Regions from separate parts of the Homo sapiens genome. Here region 1 is linked to region 2. The links are chromatin contacts, found by Hi-C or POLR2A ChIA-PET in ENCODE. All regions are on one chromosome and are shown on one strand. Each heading gives the region's core, a stretch centred on a gene start or an enhancer-like site at or near the end of the contact. The rest is flanking DNA. Distances are from core to core; before and after follow the strand shown.

Region 1 (6,898 bases), core at 1,757-4,256, 520 kb before region 2:
TTGAGACCAGCCTGGGCAACATAAGGAGATCCCGTCACTACAAAAAAATAAAAAATTAGCCAGGTGTGGTGGCATGTGCCTGTAGTTTCAGCTACTCAGGAGGCTGAGGCAGGAGGATTACTTGAGCCCAGGAGTTTGAGGCTGCAGTGAGCTATGATTGTGCCACTTCACTCCAGCCTGGGTAACAGAGCAAGACTGTCTCAAAAAACAACAACAACAATGAAAAACACATAAACAAAGCAGTCTGTCTGGGATTATTCAAGGGAGAAGTCATTGCTCAATATAATAGAAAGAAAATGAGGCTGGGCCTGGTGGCTCATGCCTGTAATCCCAGTACTTTGGGAGGCCAAGGTGGGCAGATCACCTGAGATCAGGAGTTTGAAACCAGCCTGGCCAACGTGGTGAAACCCTGTCTCTACTAAAAATATAAAAATTAGCTGGGCATGGTGGAGCGCACCTGTAATCTCAGCTACTCGGGAGGCTGAGGCAGGAGAATCACTTGAACCCGGGAGATGGAGATTGCAGTGAGCCAAGACTGCGCTACTGCACTCCAGCCTGGGTGACAGAATGACAAAGAGGAGGAGAGGAGAGGAGGGGAGAGGAGAGGGGAGGGGGGAGGGGAGGAGATGGGAAGGGAGAGGGGAGGAGATGGGAGGGGAGAGGGGAGGAGATGGGAGGGGAGAGGGGAGGAGATGGGAGGGGAGGGGGGAGAGGGGAGGAGATGGGAGAGGGAGGGGAGAAGGGAGGGGGAGGGGAGGGGAGGAAGGAAAGAAGGAAGGAAGGAGGGAAGGAAGGAGGGAGGGAGGGAAGGAAGGAAGGGAGGGAGGGAGGGAAGGAAGGAAGGGAGGGAGGGAGGGAGGGAAGGAAATAAATGAGATTTTTCTCATGAGGGTCAGAATTCCACCACGTACTGGCTGCATGGTATGATTTTGAGCAAATTACTCAATCTCTAGCATTTACACATCCTGATAGTAGAGGTGTTTCTCCTTTCTTAGTCTCTCTGTGTCTCTAAACCTCAGTACCTACCCTCAATAGGCACTCCATGAATGAAAGAAAGGCAAATGCAAAAGCCCATTCAGGGTCTGCCTGCCCTCCAGACTCATAAGATATCAAAGAGCTAGGCAGAGGTAGGCTGAATATGTAGAAGAGAAATTGGCTGTCACTTGGGGTGACAGATCAATTAAGGAAGGATCACTAAGATGGGTTAGGACCTCCCTGCCAGTCACTAGAAAGGTGACCACTCACCTCCCATGAACTGCGATGGCAGCAATGCCAGTCCTCTCTATCCGCTTCACAAGGCTCAGGGTATCTTCTAGCTGAGGAGGAGGACCACACAGGATGGTTACTGAAGCTCCAGAAGGAGCAGCTGCTGCCTCCTAAAGTAGGCTCAGCTCTACTCTCTCCTCCAAGCCTAATTTAGCACCTCAAGAATCGTTCACAAACCTAAATCCAACATCACCAGAGAGAATGGACCTTCATATGTAACACACCATCCTTACCGATGGCAGGATGCGAATCTTGCAGGTCACAGGTCTGCGTGTCCCTTTAACAAGAGTGCTGAGGATCTGCAGAAAGGAAAACACAAGAGCACCTATGTCTTCTGGAACAAACCATCACTCTGCCTGTACTAATTAACTCCGCTACAGGCTGTGCATTCCGGTGGCATGAACAGTTTGCATATGTGTGAATGCATGTGTGTGTCTGTTACACACATACACACATAAGCTCCATGAGGCAAGGGACCTGCCTTTGTTCTATACTGGAGCCCCAGCACCTGCCTGGCACCTAGTGGTATACACATATTTGTCAAATATACTGAATGAGTGAGTGAATGGGTACGCGTGTACACCTGTGTGCAGCTCACTGAGCCTTTGCCAGGACAAATACCAGAATTATCTGGAGAACTGAAGAAATACACACTCTTGAATTCCACACTATTATTTCCTGAGTCAGTCTCTAGGGGAAGGGCTTAGGAATGTGTGTTTTCAAAAGGCTCTGCCCAACACACTCCAGCCCGTCCTCAGAATCATTCTGAGGCCTAGCCTTGGTTAAGAACACACGGCTAAAAAAAAAAAAAAAGTAAGAAAAAAAGAACACATAGCTAACTGGGTGTGGTGGTTTATGCCTGTAATCCCAACACTTTGAGAGGCTGAGGTGGGAAGATTGCTTGAAGCCAGGAGTTTGAGACCAGCCTGGGCAACACAGCAAGACCCTGTTTCCTTTTTGTTTGTTTGTTTGTTTGTTTTGTTTTGAGACAGGGTCTGGCTCTGTTTCCCAGGCTAGAGTGCAGTGGCACAATCTTGGCTCACTGTAACCTCTGCCTCCCTAGCTCAAGCCATCCTCCCACTTCAGCCTCCAGAGTAGCTGGGACCACCATGTTGGCCAGGCTGGTCTCGAACTCCTGAGCTCAAGCAATCCACCTGTTTTATCCTCCCAAAGTCCTGGGATGACAGGCTTGAGCCACTGCACCTAGCCCATCCCTGTTTCTATTAAAAAAAAAAAAAGCGGGGGGGCAGACAGCTTCTTTCCTGGGTGAAGGGAATGTTCCCTAAGTGTTGTTCCAGGACTTACAGGGTGAGGGAACAGGAAGGCTCTTAAGGGGGGCCTGCATTCCTCTTTAGGGCAGTCAGACATACATGAGTGAAACTGGCAAAGGAAAAGACAACATACTCATAAGATAAGCACATATTTAAAAGTGCTTATCACATAGCAATTGCAAAAGATTTCAAAGAAAGATCAAGAAGTCACGCAGGAAAGTGACAGGGAGGTAGCAAGACCAGACCACACAAGAATCAGAGATAGAGAGGTGTAGATGACACTGCATGTCTGTGTCATTGCTATCTTCTTCCCTCATCAGAAATTTCAGGCCAGGCAAGCTGGAGGAAAGATGATCCCAAGAACCCTCTTCCAAGAACTGGATCTCTGCCTAGCAGAGCAGGGGGATATCTAGGTGGCTGCTGCCAGTCTTGATTCTAGACAGGCGGGGGCAGCAGAGAGCCAGGTTGCAAAAACCAGTAGTGGAGGCCTATCAGGGACAGGATGAAGCAGGCCATTCCAGAAGACATCAGATCAAGAGGCTGGACTGACAGACAGTTCATGAGCAAGACAGGACCTGCTGGCCCAAATGCCAGGGACTGGCAGGAAGGAACAGTCTCTAGGTGCTGCTCCAGGAGGCAGACTTGGCCTGAGGTCTTAGGGTCACCCTGGCAGGCCTTAAAGAGGCACTTACATTTTAAGGGCGGGACTGACAGGTTCATCAAGAAATACAATAAAAATTCTCATTCTAGTCCCATCCTTCATGCTCAGAGCAACATCTCTAAAAGGTTCCATTACAAGTGCTCACTTAGAATCCTCTGACATTTGGTGATTTAAGCAACACCAGCTGGTCTGATCCAATTCTCTGTCTTGTAGAACTTCCTTTTGCTATTTTATCCAAGTAGCTCTCAGTACTTTCTTCAGTATTTCTGTGTGTTTCATGTGTGTGTTAAGGACTAGGAAGGAAATTAGGTAACCAAAAACCCTAGGCACTTGCAAGGGTCACACTGAGGGGAAATGGCAACTAGAGATTGTCTTCTGGCCAGGCTCTAGCATGACACTCTCCTGGACACCAACTCTCCAGATCCAAGTCTTTGGGGAGAAAGAATGAGAGACAAGTCCATATTTGAGCAGAGGAACAGCACATCTACCTACAAGCAGGCTTGCCTCAATAGACCCACTGGCCAACTGAAGAAAAGCAGTCTCCTTCACTCCCCTGGTTTCTGGGAGGCAGCAGATGAGGATAGGAAAGCATAGGCCTGGAAAGCACTGAGACCTGAGTTCATGTCCTGGCCCTGCCAATTGTCAGCCATGGCCCAAGTACAGTGTACACAAGGGGGATGCCCTGCGCACACCTGTAATCCCAGCACTTTTGGAGGCCAGATCACCTGAGGTTAGGTGTTCAAGGCCAGCCTGAACAACATGGTGAAACCCCGTACCTACTAAAAATACAAAAATTAGCCGGGTGTTGTGGTGCATGCCTGTAATCTCAGCTATTCAGAGGCTGAGGCAGGAGAATCACTTGAACCCAGGAGGTGGATGTTGCAGTGAGCTGAGATCGCACCACTGCACTCCAGCCTGGGCAGCAGAGCAAGACTCCCTCTCAAAATAAATAAATAAATATTTAAAAAAATAAAATAAAACTGAGGTTCTTAATCCAGGGAGCATATATCAGAGTTACCTGGTAGAAGCTTTCTCAAAGAGATTGATATCCCACTCTCCACCCCTACTCACCCCAAGGGTCTGCAGAATTCTCAACAGATAGCATCCTTTATTTCTAACTGGGGTAAAATATATATAACATGAAATTTGCCATCTTAAACATTTTTAAGTGTATAATTCAGTGGCATTAATTACATTCACAATGTTGTACAACCACCAATGTTATGTATTTCCAAAGTTTTTCATAACCCCAAACAAGAATCTTGAGAAAATTTCTAGAGGTGGTCTTGAGATACTCCCACAGATGGAACCACGGGCCTAAAACGCCAAGCCTGGAAGGACCCGCAAAGCTCTCACCCAGGTCACCCAGCTTGCCAACACAGTCTGGACCCGAATTGAATCCAGCCCCTACACCTAAGCCACATCTGGCTTTGTTGTGGAAGCCTGCAACCTCCCTACCATGGGGCAAACCCCATCTATCAGTCCAACCTGGCCCATCTGAGTACCCAACCAGAGAAGTAGTGAAATGAACTAAGCTTCTGAGGTTGAGTGTATCTCTGCTGCCTCATGGATGAAATCTGCCTTATTCAAAGAGGGGCAGTAGAGAGGACAGAGCCAACAGCCTGGGTCTGAGAAGAGAGGAGGCTGGAGGATAACAAAAATGCCTGTGTGCTCATGTTGTGAACCACATCCTCCCTGCTGGGGCCCCCTCTCCTAGGTGTGGAAACCAATTTGACATCCAAGATGTCTACTTCCACTCCACCCTGCACACAAGTGTCTTAACTGGAGATTTCCAAGTTGAGGTGCCTATTGACCTGACACTTATAAACTATACCCAGGCACCTTGAACCTGAGATGCTACTGGAGAGGGTGCTGACACTAGGAGTCAGAAGAGACTATAGTTCACAAGCTGGCTCTGCCTGCCACTTATTTACTATATGATCTTTTTTTTTTTTTTTTTTTTTTGAGACGGAGTCTTGCTCTGTCGCCCAGGCTGGAGTGCAGTGGCACGATCTCTGCTCACTGCAACCTCTGCCTCCCGGGTTTATGCCATTCTCCTGCCTCAGCCTCCTGAGTAGCTGGGACCACAGGCACCCGCCACCACGCCCAGCTAATTTTTTGTATTTTTAGTAGAGACTGGGTTTCACCGTGTTAGCCAGAATGGTCTCGATCTCCTGACCTTGTGATCTGCCCGCCTCAGCCTCCCAAAGTGCTGGGATTACAGGCATGAGCCACCACGCCCGGCCTACTATATGATCTTAAGCAAATTATTTTCTCTCTCTGTGCTTTAGTCTATTGTCCTTGATCAAATGGAGATAACTGCCAATCCTATCTACTTCAAGGGGTTTCAGGATCAAATGAAAGGCACATTATGGCTGGGCACAGTGGCTCACATCTGTAATCCCAGCACTTTGGGAGGCCAAGATGGGCAGATCACCTGAGGTCAGGAGTTCAAGACCAGCGTGGCCAACATGACAAAACCCCATCTCTACTAAAAATACAAAAATTAGCCAGGCGTCGTCGTGGGCGCCTGTAATCCCAGCTACTCAGGAGGTTGAGGCAGAAGAATTGCTTGAAACCTGGAGGCAGAGGTTGCAGTGAGCTGAGATTGTGCCACTGCACTCCAGCCTGGGTGACAGAGCAAGACTCTGTCTCAAAAAAAAGAAAGGCACATTATACAGGTGCACTATAGATAGAGTATCTCTGGCTGCACATGGGAAAAACGAGAAGGCATGTAGCCAGCAAGCACAGTGGTCTTCCTATGTCCCAGAGACAGTGGGGCTGGAGGAACATGCAGGGTTGGGCTGCTGGCACAGCAACCATGCAGCTCTCATTGGCAATGATGGCAGCTCTCATTGGTGATGCCTAAGTCCCAAGTCGCTCTAGCCTCTGGGAAGCAGGATGAGGCTTAAAGCCCAGACAGGGAAGTAGCGATAGAGAATGAAAAGGAAAACAAAGGAGCTAAAAGGAAAGAGCTGGCAGACTGGGAGAGGAACACAAACCTGTCCCCAGGGCCTCATTAAGCTAGCCTACAGAATCACCAAAGAAAGGGGAACAGAGAGAGACTAACTTCAGCTTGCCTCCTCTGACCCTGGCCCGGGCTTCTCTCCAAGGGCTGGGGTAGACTCTTTCAGGACATAGGGGACCCACTGCTCCTCTCATCAAGCCCCCTGGGAGAGGCCAATCCACCCACACACATACAAACACATATGGCCACTGAGCCCGTCCTCACCACAGGTGGGCTGGCCTCTGCTCTCAAGACCTTCCCAGAAGGGAGACAGGAAATACAGAGGAGGTTCTCTGTGAGTCCTCAGGACCCCTGGCTCTTCATTGACATGTCTCTTGCTCTGGGCTTTTTAGGAACATCAAGGCTGCTGTAGGCTGGCTCGGGGGTTCCCAAACTTAGCTGCATGTCAAAATCACTGGAAAATTTTTTGGAAATCGCTAGGCCTCAGGGAGAGAAACTGGGTGGACATCAGTAAATCTGGTATTGGTGGAAGGAGGCGTTCTAGACAATTCTAGTTTGGAGCTGTGTTTGAGGACCCCTGCTTTCACTCGTGGAGGACTTACCTTCTCAATCTTGTCAGGGTCTGACAGCAGGGCAGCTCCCATTCCTCCCTAAGGAGAAACACACAAAAGGTCTTCTTACATCTGGGAGACACTATGGCCCTCTCCATGGGATGGGGTCTGGCAACTGAGC
Region 2 (6,643 bases), core at 4,063-6,562:
GAGCGGAGCAGTCACTGGACATCACAGTAGTCATATGAAACCGCATGCTAAAGCGAGCATGACTTTCAAGCCTCTGCTTCTAGCCTTTACCCACTCTGGCCCAGGCTACTCTTGCTTCTTTTTTTTTTTTTTTTTTGAGATGGGGTCTCACTCTGTTGCCCAGGCTATCAGGCAGTGGTGCAGTCACAGCTCACGCAGCCCTAACCTCCCAGGCTCAAGTTATCCTCCTGCTTCAGCCTCCTCAGTAGCTGATGCTACAGGTGCACACCACCGTGCCCAGCTAATTTTTGTATTTTTTGTAGAGATGGGGTTTTGCCATGTTGCCTAGGCTGGTCTCAAACTCCTGAGCTCAAGCAATCCACCTGCTTCAGCCTCCCAAAGTGCTGGGATTATAAGCGTGAGCCACCAGGCCCAGACTCTTGCTTCTTCTAATGTAACTGCAGGCTCCTCCCTGCTTCCGGCCTCCTCCCTCTCACAGCTGCCAGAGTGACCTTCCCAAAGCACACACGTGATCACAAAACCCCCCTGCTTCAAGCCCACTGGTGGCTCCCCGGTACCCTGGGATAAATTCCAAACTCAGCCACTCCACAAGGCCTCCCATGCTCACCAAGCCCCTGCTCACCCCCTCAGCCTCATCTCTAACTGCCCCCTCTGGCCCCTGGGGATTCAGCTTGCTTGCTTCCTCCACCAGTCTGACCTCAGTCCTCCCTCCCTCTGTTGTCCCCTCCTCAGGCTTCTGTTCCATTCCTTAATTGGGATCCTGGTGGTGAAAGTGCATTCTAAAGCGCTATGCCCCATGGGGGGGACTAGGGAGAGTGTTTGAGTTTCCAGGCTTCTTCCACACTGAACATATGGTACTTTCACACTCAAAGTGCTTTTCAGGTTGCTTTTGACATAAGACAAGGCCATCAGTTGGGGAGGTGTATGTAAGGGAAACCAGAGCTAGAGACAGGTTTTAGAGGTATTCATCAGAAGATATTTCTGGACCACTTACTGTGTATCTGGCCTTGGGTGCTGGGCATAGCAAAGGCAGATGCAGCCTGAACAAATAGAGAATTGGCTGGCCCTACGCCAGATTTGCTGAATTGGAATCTCCAGGGAAGTTCTCAGGTGAATCTTAGAACTGGGTAAGTTGGAAAGCCCTAACCTGATTTCATTTGTAAGACATATCCAGGATAGGCAAATCTGTAGAGACAGAAAGTAGATTAGTGGTTGCCTGGGGGTAGGGTGGAGAATATGGAAGCGCAGGGATGACAGCTAAGGGGTGCAGGGTTTCTTTTTGGGTTGATGAAAATGTTCTAAAATTGTGGTGATGGCTGTGCAACTCTGAATATACTAAAAGCCATTGAATTGTACACTTTAAGTATTTATTTATTTTTTTGAGATGGAGTCTCACTCTTCACCTAGGTTGGAGTGCAGTGGCATGATCTAACTCACCGCAACCTCCACCTCCCGGGTTCAAGAGATTCTTCTGCCTCAGCCTCCCAAGTAGCTGGGATTAGAAGCATCCACTACCATGCCCAGCTAATTTTTGTATTTTTTAAGTAGAGACAACATGGGGTTTCACCATGTTGGCCAGGCTGGTCTGGAACTCCTGACCTCAGGTAGTCCACCTGCCTTGGCCTCCAAAAGTGCTGGGATTATAGGCATGAGCCACTGCGCCTGGCCAAATTGTACACTTTAAATGGTTGAATTGCATGGTAGGTGCGCTAAATCTCAAAAAGAGCTGTTTAAAAAAAATAAAAAGGCTGGGTGTGATGCCTCATACCTGTGATCCCAGCACTTTAGAAGGCCAAGGTGGGAGGATCACTTGAGGCCAGCCTGGGCGACATAGTGAGACCACCTCTTTAGCAGGGCATAGTGGTGTGTGCCTATAGTCCCAGCTACTTGGTAGGCTGAGGTAGGAGGATCCCTTGAGCCCAGGAGTTCAAGGTTACGGTGAGCTATGATCATACCACTGCACTCCAGCCAGGACAACAGAGCAAGACCCTGTCCCAAAAACAAAACAAAACACTTGGACCAAGTTCTAGAGGGAAGGCACCCACCTCAGACCTGGGTGGTTACCCAGTAAAATTGTCAGCATATATTATGAATGTATGTTCCAGAGGGTACAAAGTAAATAAGCAATTGCAGGCCAGGTGCGGTGGCTCACGCCTGTCATCCCGCACTTTGGGCGGCCAGGGTGGGTGGATCACCTGAGGTAAGGAGTTTGAGACCAGCCTGACCAACATGGAGAAACGCCGTCTCTACTAAAAATACAAAATTAGCCGGGTGTGGTGGCACATGCCTGTAATCCCAGCTACTCGGGAGGCTGAGGCAGGACAATCGCTTGAACCCAGGAGGCAGAGGTTGTGGTGAGCTGAGATCACGCCATTGCACTCCAGCCTGGGCAACAAGAGTGAAACTCTATCTCAAAAAATAAATAAATAAATAAAATAAGCAATTGCAATGAAGTGTGATTAGTCTTATAGAAGGGAAAGCGCAGGCTCCTGTGACAAGAGCAGGTGGGCATGCAGCTTGCTAAAGAAATATATGGGCCAGGTGCCGTGGCTCACACCTGTAATCCCAGCAGTTTGGGAGGCTGAGGCGGGTGGGTCACTTGGGGTTAGGAGTTAGAGACCAGCCTGGCCAACAAGGTGAAACCTCGTCTCTACTAAAAATACAAAAATTAGCTGGTTGTGGTGGCGGGCATCTGTAATCCCAGCAACTCCAGAGGCTGAGGCACAAGAATTGCTTGAACCCGGGAGGCAGAAGTTACAGTGAGCCGAGATTGCGCCACTGCACTCAGCCTGGGCAGCAGCGCAAGACTCCATATCAAAAAAATATATATTTAGGGCATTTAATTGGGAGGATTCTGATGGCTGGGATGTGGGTACAGAGGAAAGAGTAAGGATGAGGCTCTGTTATATGGCTTGGGTACCTGGGAAATTGGTAACCCCTAGAGCTGTTGGAGGAGAAACAAGTTTTGAGAAGATGTTGAGTCTGATTTTGAGCATGTTGAGTTTGAAATGCCCCAGATGTTCAAAAGGAAGTGTCCAGTGAGCAGCTGGATGTGGGGGTCTGGAAGCAAGGTAAGAACCATGTGAATGATTGGCATGCAGCCTCAGCATGTGGATGGAAGCCAGCAGAATGGGGAGGTCATCTAGGGGTATGTTTTGAGAGAGAGGAAAGGGCCTAGAATGGAACCCTGTGGGGCGATTTTTATTTTTTAAGTAGAGACAACATGGGGTTTCACCATGTTAAGACATGCCTGAGGAGGAGGAGAAGGTTGTAAGGAAATTAAGAGGAGACAGTTAGAAACCTAGGTGTTGCGTATAGCAATTCAGCTGCTCTCAGTCAGCATTCACTGAGTGTCCATATGCCCTGGGTGTATCTGGAGACAAGTGAGACTTGACCCTTGACATTAAACTCAGAGTAGTGGCCATCACCCAATTGCCGTCAACCTTCTGAAACAAGAGACCCCTTTCTCGCAGGCCAATGTCAGTCCTATTTTCTAAATGATAGATTGTGCTTCATTAGCAGTTTATATGAGGCACTGGAGTCCTTCCCAAGCTTACCCTCCTGTATCACCCAGGCCCAGAAAAGCCAGGCCTTGCAGCCAAGCCAAGAGCCTTCTGTCCATGGGAGATGGATGGCCTGAAAGGGACACTCCAGGATTGTCTGGGGTGGGGAGGGGGGTATGGAGGGAAAGGAGGGTCATGTCATATGTCTGGGGTTCAGCAAATTGTACCCACATACCAGGCACAGAAACATACAAGGAAGGCACCCCCGCTCTGTGGGCGAGACAAAGCAGCAATCCTCTTCCCACATGCCAACCCATCTTTTTCTTTGCCTTCACAAACGTGCCTTTTTTCTTTCTTCTTTTTTTGGTCCTCTGCAGCTTGGAATACATGAGGAAGAAGAGTGGGAGACAGGAGGAAAGGTAAGGTTGGGAGAGGGCAAGAGGAAAGGAGGAGAGTAGAGGGAACACTCCATCGATTGCCAGCACAATAAACTGTATCATGGACTACTTCAGCCTGGCCCCTGCTTTGCAGTGTGCGTGGAGCAGTTTCCTCTGGGCAGAGTCTCAGAGATGATGGCCAAGGCGACTGTGGCCTCAATGGACTTAACTGATAGGGCACTTCTCAGTGTGTCACAGGCCTTGGAGGCCCACTTCCATCTGTCCCCTCAGAGGCTGGGCAGACGCTTTCCCTGCCCTGATACCTTTGACTCATGATGGTATCGTCAACTGCCCATCACCTGAGGCAAGGGGCTCCCAACTGTCCTCAGTCCCAAACAGCAGGAACACCTGCCTCCCTGACCCACATGACAGCAGGGTAGGGGGTGGGAGAATGCTATGGGCAGGTTTGCCCTGTGGGAGGCCCCTGTGAGGCAGAGGGGGTCAGGAGAGATACAGAGGTGGGAGGACAAGGGTTCTCTCTGCCCCTCCACCATCTCAGGAACCTGGGCATGGGCCTGGGTGTAGGAGGCCATCCAGCCTGCCTTCAAGCCACTGATGGAGAGAGGCTGACTGGCTGTCCTGGGGTTGATTCATGCTGCTCTGAGCCAGATAGGCATCATGTGCTTCACCTGGCTGTGCTCACAGTGCCCTCATTCCAGCTCCTGTCCCCTTCCGATCCTCACACCCACCCCTGGCTAGAGCTGAATACTAGGCTCTGGCCTCAGGACTCTGCAGAGCACAGAGTCTAGGGTCTGTCCCTTCCCAGCATTGGAGAGCAGGGATTCTTAGTGACAACGCCAGTGGACCCCTTGGCTGGGATGATGACATTTTTCCATCCTCCATTTCTTGCCCAAGCCCTGCTCTCTCCTGTGTACTGAGCTGTGAGCTCATGCAGGCTCAGTCACCCCCATCTGCACTTTCCCAGGACCTGGTCAACCAGTGTTCACTTCCTCTTCCCCCACCATGACAGGCTATGCTTTTGATGCAGGTGGATAGCCCTGCTCTACCAATGGGCCTCTTGTGGGGGCCTCAGGACTGAGGGCTGCTAGGGGCGGTTCTGGGATTGCCGGCCTCCTCCAGGGACCCCTGGGGCAGGCCCCAGCTGTGGCCAGCCTTGGGTGCTGGCCTGGTCTCCATCATTTGTTTGCCTCCTCTGCCCCATGCTGCTCCAGCTCACCACCCCAAATACTGAGCTGCACCATCCCGTGCCACCCTTCGTTACCCAGAGAGCAAAGAGCCGCGCCAGTGTGCAGAGGGCTGCCTGCCTGCCCCTGCCCACCCTCGCCCCAGCGTCTGGAATGAGCCACTTGCATCCACACAGGTGCTTCCTGTGCTTCTTCCTGTTGCCGTTTTTTCTGCTCAGCTTGGCTTCCCCAGCAGGTGGTTAAAGCCCCAGCCAAACCTCTTCATACCTAGCTCTAAAACACTGGGGGGCAGGGCTCCCTGGGGATCTGGGTCACCCTCCAGAGGACTGTTGGCACTTCACTGGCTCTTCCTGAGGGCAGGCTCCCCAACGTGACACGTCCTGCACAGGCCAAGCTGCTGCCACAGGTACTGGGACATCAGAGTGGCCTCAATGAGTCAGGGAAGTGCTGCGTATGCACCACCTCCTTGCCCCTGGATACTGGAAGTGCTGAGGGAGAGGGGAAGGGTGGAGAGCCTGTTTCTCTAGCCACGGGTGTGGGCCTCCCTCAGCCCCTCCTTAGAACAGGCCTGCCATCCTGAAGTCCCACCCCACACTCCAGTTCCTCACGCAGGACTCAGCCTTCTGGGGTTAACACATTCACTGGCCAGGCAGCTCTGGGGCAAGGCGAGGCGGGGCAAAGGCAAGCCCTCTCCTGGGATCTCTGCTTCCTGAAGCAGCACAGGTTGGCCGGCTGTTGGGGATCACAGAGTTCAGGCACGTTTGTTATTATAGAGGGGGAGACAGCTGGAGAGGGAAGGGACTTGCTGTCTTGGGTCACAGGTTAGCCATCCAGGTCTCCTGCCTCCCAGGTCCCAGCTCTTCCCCTCCGCAAGGAGCTCCTCTCCCCTGCCATCCAGCTTCAAGGAGCTCCTTCAGCCCCCTCTGCAGAAAGCTGCCCAGGCTGCAGAAGACCCAAACCTGGCATCTGCTGACGCGGATCTGCTGCCCCCTGGTGGGCAGAAGCTCCAGCCACCCCGTGCCTCCTTTCCCTTCCTGTTTTTCCTTTCCCTTCCCCTTTGCTCCCAGGCCACAGCCTGGGATTGGCACCCTTTGGTGTTTTCTGGGCCAACTCCAGTTTAGCTCCACCTTGGGCCGTAGTTCCCAGGCCCAGGGTAGGCCCCACCTGCAGGCTGAACCACCCTTTTCCCCTGCTCTCTTCTCCAAGCCCAGTTCCAGCCTCTGGGCTTTCTTCCACCTGAATTTCCAGGGCAAGTGCACATGGCACTGTCACAGCTGCAGTGTGAACACACCAGTGTCAGGCAGGGCCACAGCCAGAGGGTGTTGGAGCAGAGGGTCAGGAGTGTACCAGGCCATGTAGGAAAGACATTTTGCTTTTTTATTTTCTGTAAAACTCTGTAAATAAAATACAAAACCAAGGGATGTGGCTGGGCAGCGGCAGGGTGGCCAAGCCCCAGACACTGATTTGTGGCAAGGGATGTGCTGAGCCGAGGCTGGGAGGCACTTGACTGCAGGCACTGACTCTCCAACCCCAGGGGCAACAGAAGAATATATTAGAT

Evidence for each region. Hi-C counts contacts between places; a loop is a spot of excess contacts on that map. ChIA-PET counts read pairs that join two places held with the same protein, here RNA polymerase II (POLR2A). Pooled maps may share reads with other maps.
Region 1: a pooled map shows a loop between it and region 2 (2.4-fold over the local background). The contact joins two enhancer-like sites. A Hi-C loop is called at or near these places in 1 of 37 single-sample maps with no recorded cell type and 1 of 50 pooled maps. POLR2A ChIA-PET finds 5 or more read pairs at or near these places in 2 of 52 experiments (T-cell and WTC11).

What each region holds. Positions count from the first base shown.
Region 1 is chr16:68,060,984-68,067,881 of GRCh38, reverse strand. It overlaps DUS2 (dihydrouridine synthase 2), which reads right to left. Exons shown (of 17, transcript NM_017803.5): 8 at 6,769-6,816; 9 at 1,500-1,565; 10 at 1,246-1,316. Among named protein-coding and RNA genes, the nearest start is that of NFATC3, 21 kb to the left of the region's middle. RefSeq lists an enhancer at 6,330-6,379. Within about 2 kb of position 3,006, at least 25 of the 41 ENCODE cell types and tissues checked have a DNase peak (open chromatin) inside an H3K27ac peak, as active enhancers do.
Region 2 is chr16:67,546,585-67,553,227 of GRCh38, reverse strand. It overlaps RIPOR1 (RHO family interacting cell polarization regulator 1), which reads right to left. Exons shown (of 22, transcript NM_024519.4): 22 at 6,442-6,643. It overlaps LOC124903703 (a long non-coding RNA gene), which reads left to right. Exons shown (of 2, transcript XR_007065094.1): 2 at 3,881-4,009. Among named protein-coding and RNA genes, the nearest start is that of CTCF-DT, 12 kb to the left of the region's middle. RefSeq lists enhancers at 31-530, 531-1,032, 6,172-6,231 and a silencer at 5,928-6,222. Within about 2 kb of position 5,312, at least 30 of the 41 ENCODE cell types and tissues checked have a DNase peak (open chromatin) inside an H3K27ac peak, as active enhancers do.